Linked DNA regions of Homo sapiens: region 2 is linked to region 1. The links are chromatin loops, found by intact Hi-C in ENCODE. Cell type or tissue: B cell. All regions are shown on one strand. Links, peaks and the distances in the headings refer to the core of each region. The heading gives the core; the rest is flanking DNA. Region 1 holds the start of LOC105376479 (a long non-coding RNA gene). Region 2 has its middle 24 kb from the start of MIR7162.

Region 1 (5,386 bases), core at 205-5,204:
TGTGTGTCCATGTGTACCCACTCTTCAGCTCCCACTTATAAATGAAAACATTCCATATTTGACTGTTTCTGAGTGATTTCACTTAGGATAATGGCCTCTAGTTCCATCCATGTTGCTGCAAAAGACATGATTTCATTCTTTTTTATGGCTGAATAGTATTTCATGATGTGTGTATATATTATATATAATTATATAATATATTATATATTAGTATACATGTACATAATATATTATGTAATATATAATAACATTTAATATATTACATTATATAAACAATATATTATATTATATACATAATAATTATATATTATATATTATTATATTACTATAATATATAAATATAATATATAAATATATACTATATGTTATACTATGTATACACTATATATACTATATTATATTAATATATTATATATAATAGTTAAATATTTTATATACAATTATATGTACAATAATATATAATTATTCTATATATAGTATAATGATATATATATCATATTTTCTTTGTCCAATTCTCCATTGCTAAACACTTAGGTTGATTCCATATCTTTGCTATTGTGAATAGAGCTGTGATAAACATATTAGTGCAGATGTTTAGAAGACATTTTTGAATGTCACTGAGTGGGGATGCAGCCAGCATCTAATGGGTAGAGGTCAGGGATGCTGCTAGACATTCTACAAGACACAGAATTATCAGTGCCCTGTGAGAAAGAATTATTCAGCACTAAGGTTGAGACACCTGCCTAGATTCTAGGAAATACAATGTCGTAAGTTAGCCACTGGGAGGGTGCTAAAGCCCTCCAGGGACTAGTACAAGATTGAAGAGACCCTCACTGTTGAAAGCAGAGGGCATGTACTCCATGTCACACATTTTATGTAAGCCTCACAAAGTTTTTGCCTTCAAGAAAATCTAGAATTAGAAGATCCTTATTTATTTCCACAGTCCCTGGGTTCCACCTTCAAAGTATCAAGATTTGCTGATAGCTGATTATTGCCCCATAGACAGAGTTTTCTTTGTGATGCATCTGCTTATAACTTTTTTGGAGATTCAAGAGTTGCATAGGAAGTTTAGGGGCTGACTGCTTTGCCCACTGGGACTGTAATGTAGGATCCCCTTTGCCTTTTTTTTTTCCATCTATAATCAACAGAAATTTATTTGCTCATGGTTCTGTTGGCTGAGAAGTCCAAGACTGAGGGATCAGCATCTGGTGAGGGCTTTCTTGCTGTGTCAGCCAAAGGTCAGGAACCCTGTACAGGGACTGTGTAGACAAGGTGTGAGGCCAGTTTTCCCAAGGAGCTTGTATTGGCTCTATAAGTCAAGTTTGATTCCTTAAAGCAAATTTCACCATTCCAGTCAAAGCCTTGGTAAAATAACCAGTATCTCCAGTTGTGTCCCTTTTGCTGACATGTCAGTGAAGCAGCTATGTTGTCTGTGGTAAATACCTGGGTCCATCATCTTGTGCTAAGAAAATTTAGCACACAGACATACACAGGAGTTTAGGAGCAGAGATTTAATAGGCAAAAGACAGAGAAAGGAAAACAGCTCTCGCTCTAGTGAGAGAGAAGGGACTTCCATGAAGAAAAGACCCCCCCCTTTGTCTTATTCATATAGCAGCCTAGAAAGAATGCTGTTCTGGGACTCAAGAGGAAGTCACTTGGTTTTTCTGGCCTCAGTTTGCTCACCTGTAAGATGGGCTGGTGCAGCGGATGATCCCTAAGATCCTGCCATTGTGCCCTGATTCTGAGACTAGCATTATCAGGGAATCCATACAGCTTCATGCAGCCATTCTCTTGGGATCACAAAGGTTATGTATCTCCTTGTTTCACTTTAAAATTAGAAGATCTTGGAGATCATCAGTATAAAAGTCATACTGGTGTTTTCCTACCCTAAATATAATGCTCCTTACTCAGGAGAAGGGGGGACTGGGGATAACTTGAGGACAGCATTTGGTTCTGGGAATGAAGAGAGCAACAGGCCCCCCAGGGCAGCTCTTGCCTCTTCAGCCGAAGTTTGAGGCAGGTGACTGCCAGACCTCTTTCCCTGCTGGCCTCTTACCTCTCAACTCCAGAGAGGCATGGGGAGTAGGAGTGCCAGAGAAAATACAGGATGCTGGTTAAATTTGAGTTTCAGATTGACAACAATTTTTTTTTTGTATTAGATATCTTAAACATCGCATGGCTTAGTAGAAGCATATCTCAAATACTGCAGATGTATTTGCTAAGCCTGACAACCTTAGCTGGCAGGGGAACGGAAGAGAGCAAATGAGGAAGTGGGATCCCAGCTGGGACTGCCCCAGAGCACTGGGCTTTGGCCTTGGATCCCCTGGCGATCTTCCCCTCTCAGCGACAGGCAGCGAGGAGGAAGATCATTGGCTTCTCTTAGGGCCTGTGGCTGGAGGGAAAGTCAAGTTCAGGTGAGTGGGGAATGCTAGGGGATTTCCCTGGGGATCAGCAGGGAAGGCAGCCACATCCACACTCACTCAGAGCCGGCTGCTTCTAAGCATCAAGGCCTGATGCCGATGGTGCATGAGAGGGGCCCCTAGGGGCAGCCCCTGGGATCCCCCCAATGAAGGGCTGCTCCTGCAAATGAATGAATGGAGTGGGAGGCCACGGAGAACCTTCCAGGGCTGGTTGGCTGGGAAGTCCAAGCTTTTGCAACTGCAAGGGCCCTCAGCCCTGTCACACCCAGTGACCCCATTTGCTTATCAATACAATATTTTTTAAAAAGTCTTTTTACTATTTTGAAATTGCAACCCAAAATTTATTTTTAAATCTATGCAGTGCAACAACTGTGACATAAGGAATCAGTAGAGTCCATTTCTCTCTGTGAGGAATCTTCAGGAACTTAACCACTACAATATGTACTGACATAGGTATGCTGTGTTCATGATTTATATACTTCTGGGGGCATTAACATTATTAATCTGATTTTACAAAATTGTCAACAATTCTTGGCCAAGTTACAAACAACACACACAAAAAGTCTACCCTTGATTGACAACAAAATGTACGAGAAAATGTCATATACTTATAACCATGTTAATAAAAAGGCCTAATTGGGCATGATGGTTCAGACCTGTAATCCCAGTACTTTGGAAGGCTGAAGCAGAAGGATTCCTTGAGGCCAGGAGTTTGAGACCAGCCTGGGCAACATAGCGAGACTGCCATCTCTACATAAAATAAAATAAAACAAAAAATGCCTACATTTGTCTGCAAAATTTGTGTTTGGGCTGAGATCATTACCTGTGGGTTTTTCACCTGTATGAATGTTCAGCTGTATACTTGGAAATCGTCTAGGACATGGGATGATTTTTCACTTTACAGGGCTGACATAAGCAAAGTGGAACATCTGACCATTAAACTTTAGTAGTGTTCCCCCAATTATTATGATATTGGGGGAGTTATTATGATAACCCAACTATTCCTGACAGGGAGGAGGGAAGACAAGGGGCCAAGTGTTTATGGATTGGCTATTCATAGTGGCCAAGCATCACGTATAGCTGTTAACATATTTTTTTTATTCAAGCCTTGCAGCACCTCTAATTGGTGCATATCCTGGTATTCATTTTACAGATGGAGAAAGTGCGGCTCTGAGAGTTAGGTAGTGCTTAAGTGTGCACAGCCTGTACATGGAGAAGTATGAATTCTAATCCAGGTCTGTTTTAATCCACAGTCAGACGTTAACAACGATGTACTAATGGCGAAGGGAAAAAAGCAGCGGTTCCTGGTCAAATCTCCTCTAGAAACTCGAAGAAAGGGAAGGGGCAGGTGGTTTTGTTGGTCTTGTTTTGTTTTGCTTGGCATGGCTTAAGAGCTGCTCCTTCTGGAGGTAAGAATTAGACACTAGACCAGGTGATTTCTTGGGGTCGATTCTAACCCAATGAATTTATGTTTTTGTGAAAAATGTTAACTTTAAGAAATAATTTTCAAAAGTAGACACTTTGGACGGTCAATCACCTTTTTTTTTTTTTTCTGAGCTGCATATTTCTGATGTTTTCGGTGCACAAGTTGCCAGCAGGAATTCATCCCTCTGAACGTCTGTCATTTGGGTTTTGGCTTCTGCGTTTGTCAGATGTCCCAGGTGCCGTCAGGTGCTGGGTTGTGTCAGTGGTGACTGACCTGAGATGTGAGGTCTGCCTTCTTTTTGTTTGGGTATCAGTCCCAACAGCCACTTGGCCTCAGCGCTCTGTCACCAAGTTCTGCACTTGAAGTCTCTCTCTCTTCCCCAACAGGAAGTGGCCTTGGGCGGCCCAAGCGCTGTGTTACTGGGCTGCGGGCCGGTACTTGGGAAGAAGTCCTCCGCAGTTCAGCATCCCAGGATGCATCTAGCAGATTTGCTGCCTCATTTGAGGACTCAGGACACACAGGTCCCTCCACTGCTGTCAGCACAGCTCACCCACACCTGCTACACACCTGTCACTCCTGCAGCACCAACACCCCCCAGAGGAGCCTCCCAGGGGAGAAAATGGAACCACCAACAGGTTCTCCTATGAGAGCGTGGATCCAGAGAATATCCCTGAGCTTATTTCAAATATTAGTTCCAAAGGGCTAGAACTGCAGGGCTTAGAACAATCAATATAAAGATCGTGTTAAAATCTACTGGAAAATATGATTCAAATTGCAAAAGCTGAATTTTCATATTCTGCTTATCAAGAGTGTATTCAGGGAATCATGGGAGAAAATTTTTGCAATCTATCCATCTAACAAAGGTCTAACATCCAGAGTCTACAAGGGACTTAAACAAATTTGTAAGAAAAAAAGATAAGTGGGCAAAGGACATGAACAGACACTTCTCAAAAGAAGACATATATGTGGTCAAAAAACAAGTGAAAAAAACCTCAATATCACTGATCATTAGAGAAATTCAAATCAAAACCACAATAATGTACCTTCTCACACTAGTCAGAATGGCTATTACTGAAATGTCAAAAAACAACAGATGCTGGTGAGGTTGTGGAGAAAAAGGAACACTTTTACACTGTTGGTGGGAATGTAAATGAGTTCAACCATTATGGAAGACAGCATCGTGATTCCTCGAAGACCTAGGGGCAGAAATACCATTTGACCCAGCAATCCCTCTACTGGGTATGTACCCAAAGGAACATAAATCATTCTATTATAAAGATACATGCACACGTATGTTCACTGCAGCACTATTCACAATAGTAAAGACGTGGGATTAACCTGAATGCTCATCAGTGACAGACTGGATAAAGAAAATGTATATATAAACCATGGAATACTATGAAGCCATAAAAAGGAATAAGATCATGTCCTTTGCAGGGACACGGATGGAGTTGGAAGCCATTATTCTCAGCAAACTAATGCAGGAACAGAAAACCAAACACTGCATGTTCTCACTTATTAGTGGGAGCTGAATGATGAG
Region 2 (5,386 bases), core at 82-5,081, 200 kb before region 1:
TATCATCACCCTATAATGCTAAAGAACACTAGAACTACTCCTCCTATTTAGCTGTTTTGTTTTTTTTTCCAGTCCGGGTCTCACTCTGCCCCCCAGGCTAAAGTGCAGTGGTGCAATCACAACTCACTGTAGCCTTGACCTCTCGGGCCCAAGTGATCCTCCCACCTCAGCCTCCAGAGTAGCTGGGACCGCAGGCATGCACCAACATGCCTGGTTAATTTTTTAAATTTTTTAAAGAGATGGGGTCTCCCTATGTTGCACAGGCTGGTCTCAAACTCCTGAGTTCAAGTGATCCTCCCACCTCAGTCTCCTAAAGTGCTAGGATTATAGGTGTGAGCCACCAAACTCAGCCATGTACTCATGTATCTGTTAACCTGTTAGCCAACCTTTGGCTACCCCCTCCCCCTTACCCTTCCTCGCCTCTAGTAAACACTATTCTAAGCCAATAGATCTTAAATATTCTTACCACAATAATAATAATAATAATAAAAGTATGTGAAGTGATGAAAATGTTAATTAACTTGATTTAATCATTTCATAATGTATGCATATATCAAAACATCACATTGAACACTGTAAATATACACAATTTTTATCAATTATACTTTAATAAAGATGGAGGAAGAATTGAATATAACATTAAAACAAAAAACAATTGCAGGCCGAGCGCAGTGGCTCACGCCTGTAATCCCAACACTTTGGGAGGCCGAGGCGGGCGGATCACCTGAGGTCAGGAGTTCAAGACCAGCCTAGCCAACATGGTGAAACCCCATCTCTATGAAAAATGCAAAAATTATCTGGGTGTGGTGGCGCACGTCTGTAATCCTAGCTACTCCGGAGGCTGAGGCAGGAGAATTTGCAGTAAGCCGAGTTTGCGCCACTGCACTCTAACTGGGCAACAGAGTGAGACTCTGTTTAAACACACACACACACACACACACACACACACACACACACAACCATCAACAACAACAACAAAAATTGCAAAACCTAAAGAAAGTCTTTAATCTAGTCCAGACCAGCCTTTTACAGATGAGGTCACTGAAGTGCAAAGAGGTGAACTGACTTGTCTAATCTTACACAGCAAGTCGCCGGCAGAACTTGACCTGAAATCCAAAGCCAAGCATTTTCTATTACCTCCAGGCTTTTCAGTCCAGCCCTCCCGGGGGCTCTGCTTTGGGGATTGGTATTGGTGACAAAGGGAATAGACTGGAACATGCATAGAGCTCTCCATTTAGATTGACATTTTCACACTGTGCCAGGTCGTCGGCAAGAAACAGTGCAAGCTCCAAGATTGCTCGCCCCGACCCTTTTCCTCCTCCCCAACCTCTCTCATAACCAACTTCAGCTAAAAGGTCTGAGAAGAAAAGGGAATCTTAGATGACTCTCACTAGGGTGTAAATGACTCCCACCATGATTTTTATTTTATTGAGTCATAACTCCAAAAGCAGTTTGATAGATAGGATGTCAGGCAGTAGGATGAAGACAGATGGGGAAACTGCCTAGGCTCATGAAGAAGGTGAAGGCACTGAGGCCCTGAGTAATTTCATAAAGAACACCTTAGAAAATGTCCAGCACCGTGGTTTCTTACCTTCACTTAGCACTCACAAGGCCCCACATTCTGACAGATTTTGTTTATCAGACAAATTGCACTCAGTCGGGCTTTTTTCATTTTCCTCAGAGAGTTCTCAGGTTGCACAGAATTGAGATAATCTCCCTGCCTCACCGTCTCCCCCACGAAGACACTCCATGTTTTTGTTTGCAATACAGTCTTTTATGGATCAATGTAAGATTTTCATGGTGTTCTTTGCATTTTGCAAGTATTGCTCAAACTGGAGACCCAAAAAGAGCACTACCTTTAGAGTCAAAGACCCCTAGGTTCCAATTTCAGCTGAGATACTGTGAGCACATCACTAGCCCACTCTGATCCTATATCCCGGTTGTATAATCACCTATTTCCCATCAATTGCGAGGCTGGAGATAAAAGTGCCTACTCTGCCCAGTACACAATAGGAGCTCAGTAAACTTAAGTTCTCTTGCTTACCCACTATCCTAATGTATTAGGGGAAAGACAGAGATGTGGGGAATGGCACCTGGGAGGTTCCAGCTGTATGCTTCACAATGCTACCAATGAAAATTCTGAATTAGGCTTCAGTTTCCTCTCTACAAAATGAGACAGGACAGGAGTGGGTAGGAAGAGGAAGAGCTTGGCTTTGTTGGTTTAAGCTGGGCCCGTCTGATTCCGTAACGCAGGCTTCACTGCGGGGTCCAGCCCATTCCCCACCCAGGGCTTCGGGTGCTCTGAATGTCTTTTGGTCAACTCCAAGGCTGCCCAGGATCAGGGTGGGGAGGCAGGGTGGTGGGTAGTGGGGTAGAGAGAAGCAGTTCCCCCACATAACCTGCAGGTGGCACCAGAGCAACGTGGGAGCCGAGGGTTCCGCTGTAGCCTTCCTGGAGACTCACCCAGGCAGGGCGAGGTAGGGCGAGGCAGAGGTGGTGCACACCGTTCAGCTGGGCAGCGGCCTGAGCGCGCCTGCGGATCAGTCCACACCGTTTGAAATCGACACATGGGTCTTCTGGCTAATTTGCTCTCTTTGGCAGGGTGATCATATGATTTATCATCCAAATCCGGACATTCGGAGAGTGCAAGGGGCACTGTTATAATTGCACCGGGACAGCAGACATAACCTTACGTGTACTTTGCAAACCAGAACATATGGTCACCCCACCCTCTGGTCACTTCTTCTTCCTTGTTTCCATTCTTTCTTTTATTTTTTTTTTCTTTTAAAACACACAGCATTCTTTTCCCCGAGCACCATTGTCTTTGAAAATGCCTTTGCCGGCCGGGCGCGGTGGGTCACGCCTGTAATCCCAGCACTTTGGGAGGCCGAGGCAGGTGGATCACGAGGTCAGGAGTTCAAGACCAGCCTGGCCAAGACGGTGAAACCCCGTCTCTACTAAAAATACAAAAAATTAGCTGGGCATGGTGGTGGGCGCCTGTAATCCCAGCTACTCGGGAGGCTGAGGCAGGGAATTGCTTGAACCCAGGAGGCAAAGGTTGCAGTGAGCCAAGATCGCGCCACTGCACTCCAGCCTGGGCAACAGAGCAAAACTCCGTCTCAAAAAAAAGAAAAAAAGAAAAAAGCCTTTACCTTCGGGATATTTTCGACCATGCAACATCTACTTTTGCATCTTGAGTCTGAACAGTCTCTCTGAAGCCATCCCAAAGGCTGGTTTTAGCTTCCAGACAGAAGACTCTGTTCGCTGGCTTACCATCTCCATGACGCAAGAATTAAAGATGTCTGACGTGGAACAGTGACCCTTCTCTCAACTTTGGTGCCCCTTTGCTAAATTTATTCCTGTAATTTTGTTCTGAGTGCTCATGTCCTTTATCTCTTTTAATTTACGTATATTAGTTTATTGAATTGCAAGTAGACAAGCCCCATTAAGCAAGATTCTTATATTTCCAAGACCATCCCATTACTCCATTCAACCCCGAATTAGCGTGCCATTTATCCCCTTGTTTCTGAACCCTCTTCACTTAATAGTCTCATAAACATCCATCCATTGCAAAAAGGACTCAAACTATTCTCGCTTCCATTTTTAGTTGATTCATTGCTATCCAAGTAATAATTTGTCTGGGGGAGTCATTAGTAGAGAATTGTGCCCTTAAATTTATTTTTATAGTTGGATTCTGCTAGTTAATATCTCTCTCTCTCTCTGTCATTCTCACATTACAACAAATGACTATGTCTTAACCTAAAATCTAGGTTAGAAATTTGATCTTATCTGAATAAGATATTAATAGATAATATGAGATTTTTTTAATTTACTGAAACTTTTCTCAGCTAAAAATGATCGTCACAAATATGTATGTAAGCAATTGGAAAATTGGGATGTAAATATATCAACTCTTAAAATATCATGTTTGGAGACAGGATTTTCCTTTTTTTTTTTCTTTTTTAATAAAGTAAATTTGCTATGGTTGGAATGCTTGTGTGTCCTCCAAAATTCATGTTGAAACTCACACCCCAGTGTGATAGTATTAAGAAGTGGAGTCTTTTTTTTTTTTTTTTGAGATGGAGTCTTGCTCTGTTTACAGGCTGCTGGAGTGCAGTGGCATGATTTCGACTCACTGCAACCTCTGCCTCCCGGGTTCAAGCAATTCCCCTGCCTCAGCCTCCCGAGTAGCTGGGACTACAGGTGTGCCATGCCCAGCTGATTTTTTGTATTTTAGTAGAGACGGGGTTTCACCATGTTGGCCAGGATGGTCTCAATCTCCTGACCTCATGATCTGCCCGCCTTGGCCTCCCAAAGTGTTGGGATTACAGGTAGCGTCTTTAGGAGATAATTAAGTCGTGAGGGAAGAGCCCCCTCATGAATGGGATAGTGACCTTATGAAAGGGCTTGAGGGAGCTGCCTAGCTCGGTTTCCTTCTTTTGCTTTTCTGTCCTTTCCACCATGTTGGGACACAGCATTCCTCATCTCTGGAAGACTCAGCATTTAAAGTGCCATCTTGGAAGCAGAGAGCAGCCCTCACTAGACTACAAATTTGCTGGCACCTTGATCTTGGACTTCCCACCCACCAGAACTGTGAGAAATAAATTTTTGTCCTTTACACATTACCCAGTCTCAGATATTTTGTTATAGCAGCACGAATGGACTAAGACAGTATCTTACATACAGTGAGATGCATATACCTTAAATTACAACTCCATACTATTTACATATGTGCACATTCATGTGACCACCACTCAGCTCAAGATACAGAATGCTTCCATCACCACAGAGGGCTCCCTCTTGCCCCTTCTCAGTTGCTGTCCTCCTCAAAGTTAACCACAATCCTGACGTCTGTCACCCTGGGTTAATTATGAATATAAATGGATTCATACAGTATGTGCATGTTTGTGGCTGACTTCTTTCATTCAACACAATCCTATGAGATTTAGCCATGTTTTGGGTATTGGTAGTTGTTTATTTTTCTGGTTGTGTAGTTTTCCATATTTCATTTATTATCCTTCTTTCTTTTTTTTTTTTTTTTTTTGAGACAGAGTCTCGCTCTGTCACCCAGGCTGGAATGCAGCGGCACGATCTCGGCTCACTGCAACCTCCACCACCTGGGGTCAAGCGATTCTCCTGCCTCAGCCTCCTGAGTAGCTGGGATTACAGGTGTGTGCCAGCATGCCCAGCTAATTTTTGTATTTTTAGTAGAGACAGGGTTTCACCATGCTGGCCGAACTCCTGACCTCATGATCCACCCACCTCGGCCTCTCAAAGTGCTGGGATTACAGGCATGAGCCATTGCAACCGGCTATTTATTACCCTTTTATTTTTATGTCTAACTCAGTGTCTTGTGGGGTCTATTGGTCCTTTTTAGCTAGATTGA

Evidence for each region. A loop is a pair of places that touch in the nucleus more often than their neighbours do. Peaks named below come from ENCODE experiments on the same cell type or tissue, not always from the same donor. Only the 100,000 strongest peaks of a DNase experiment are listed, where the experiment ranks them.
Region 2: it touches region 1 in a loop (9-fold over the local background); 100 of 110 quality-filtered maps call a loop at or near these places.

What each region holds. Positions count from the first base shown.
Region 1 is chr10:30,585,373-30,590,758 of GRCh38, forward strand. It overlaps LOC105376479 (a long non-coding RNA gene), which reads left to right and starts at 2,314. Exons shown (of 4, transcript XR_930794.4): 1 at 2,314-2,414; 2 at 2,782-2,873; 3 at 3,674-3,829; 4 at 4,233-5,386. In B cell, for the core only: no CTCF peak of the experiment used is centred there; a DNase peak (open chromatin) is centred at 2,289; H3K27ac peaks cover 319 bases.
Region 2 is chr10:30,390,275-30,395,660 of GRCh38, forward strand. No RefSeq gene overlaps it. Among named protein-coding and RNA genes, the nearest start is that of MIR7162, 24 kb to the left of the region's middle. In B cell, for the core only: CTCF peaks have their summits at 2,435 (motif pointing right) and 2,641; a DNase peak (open chromatin) is centred at 2,427.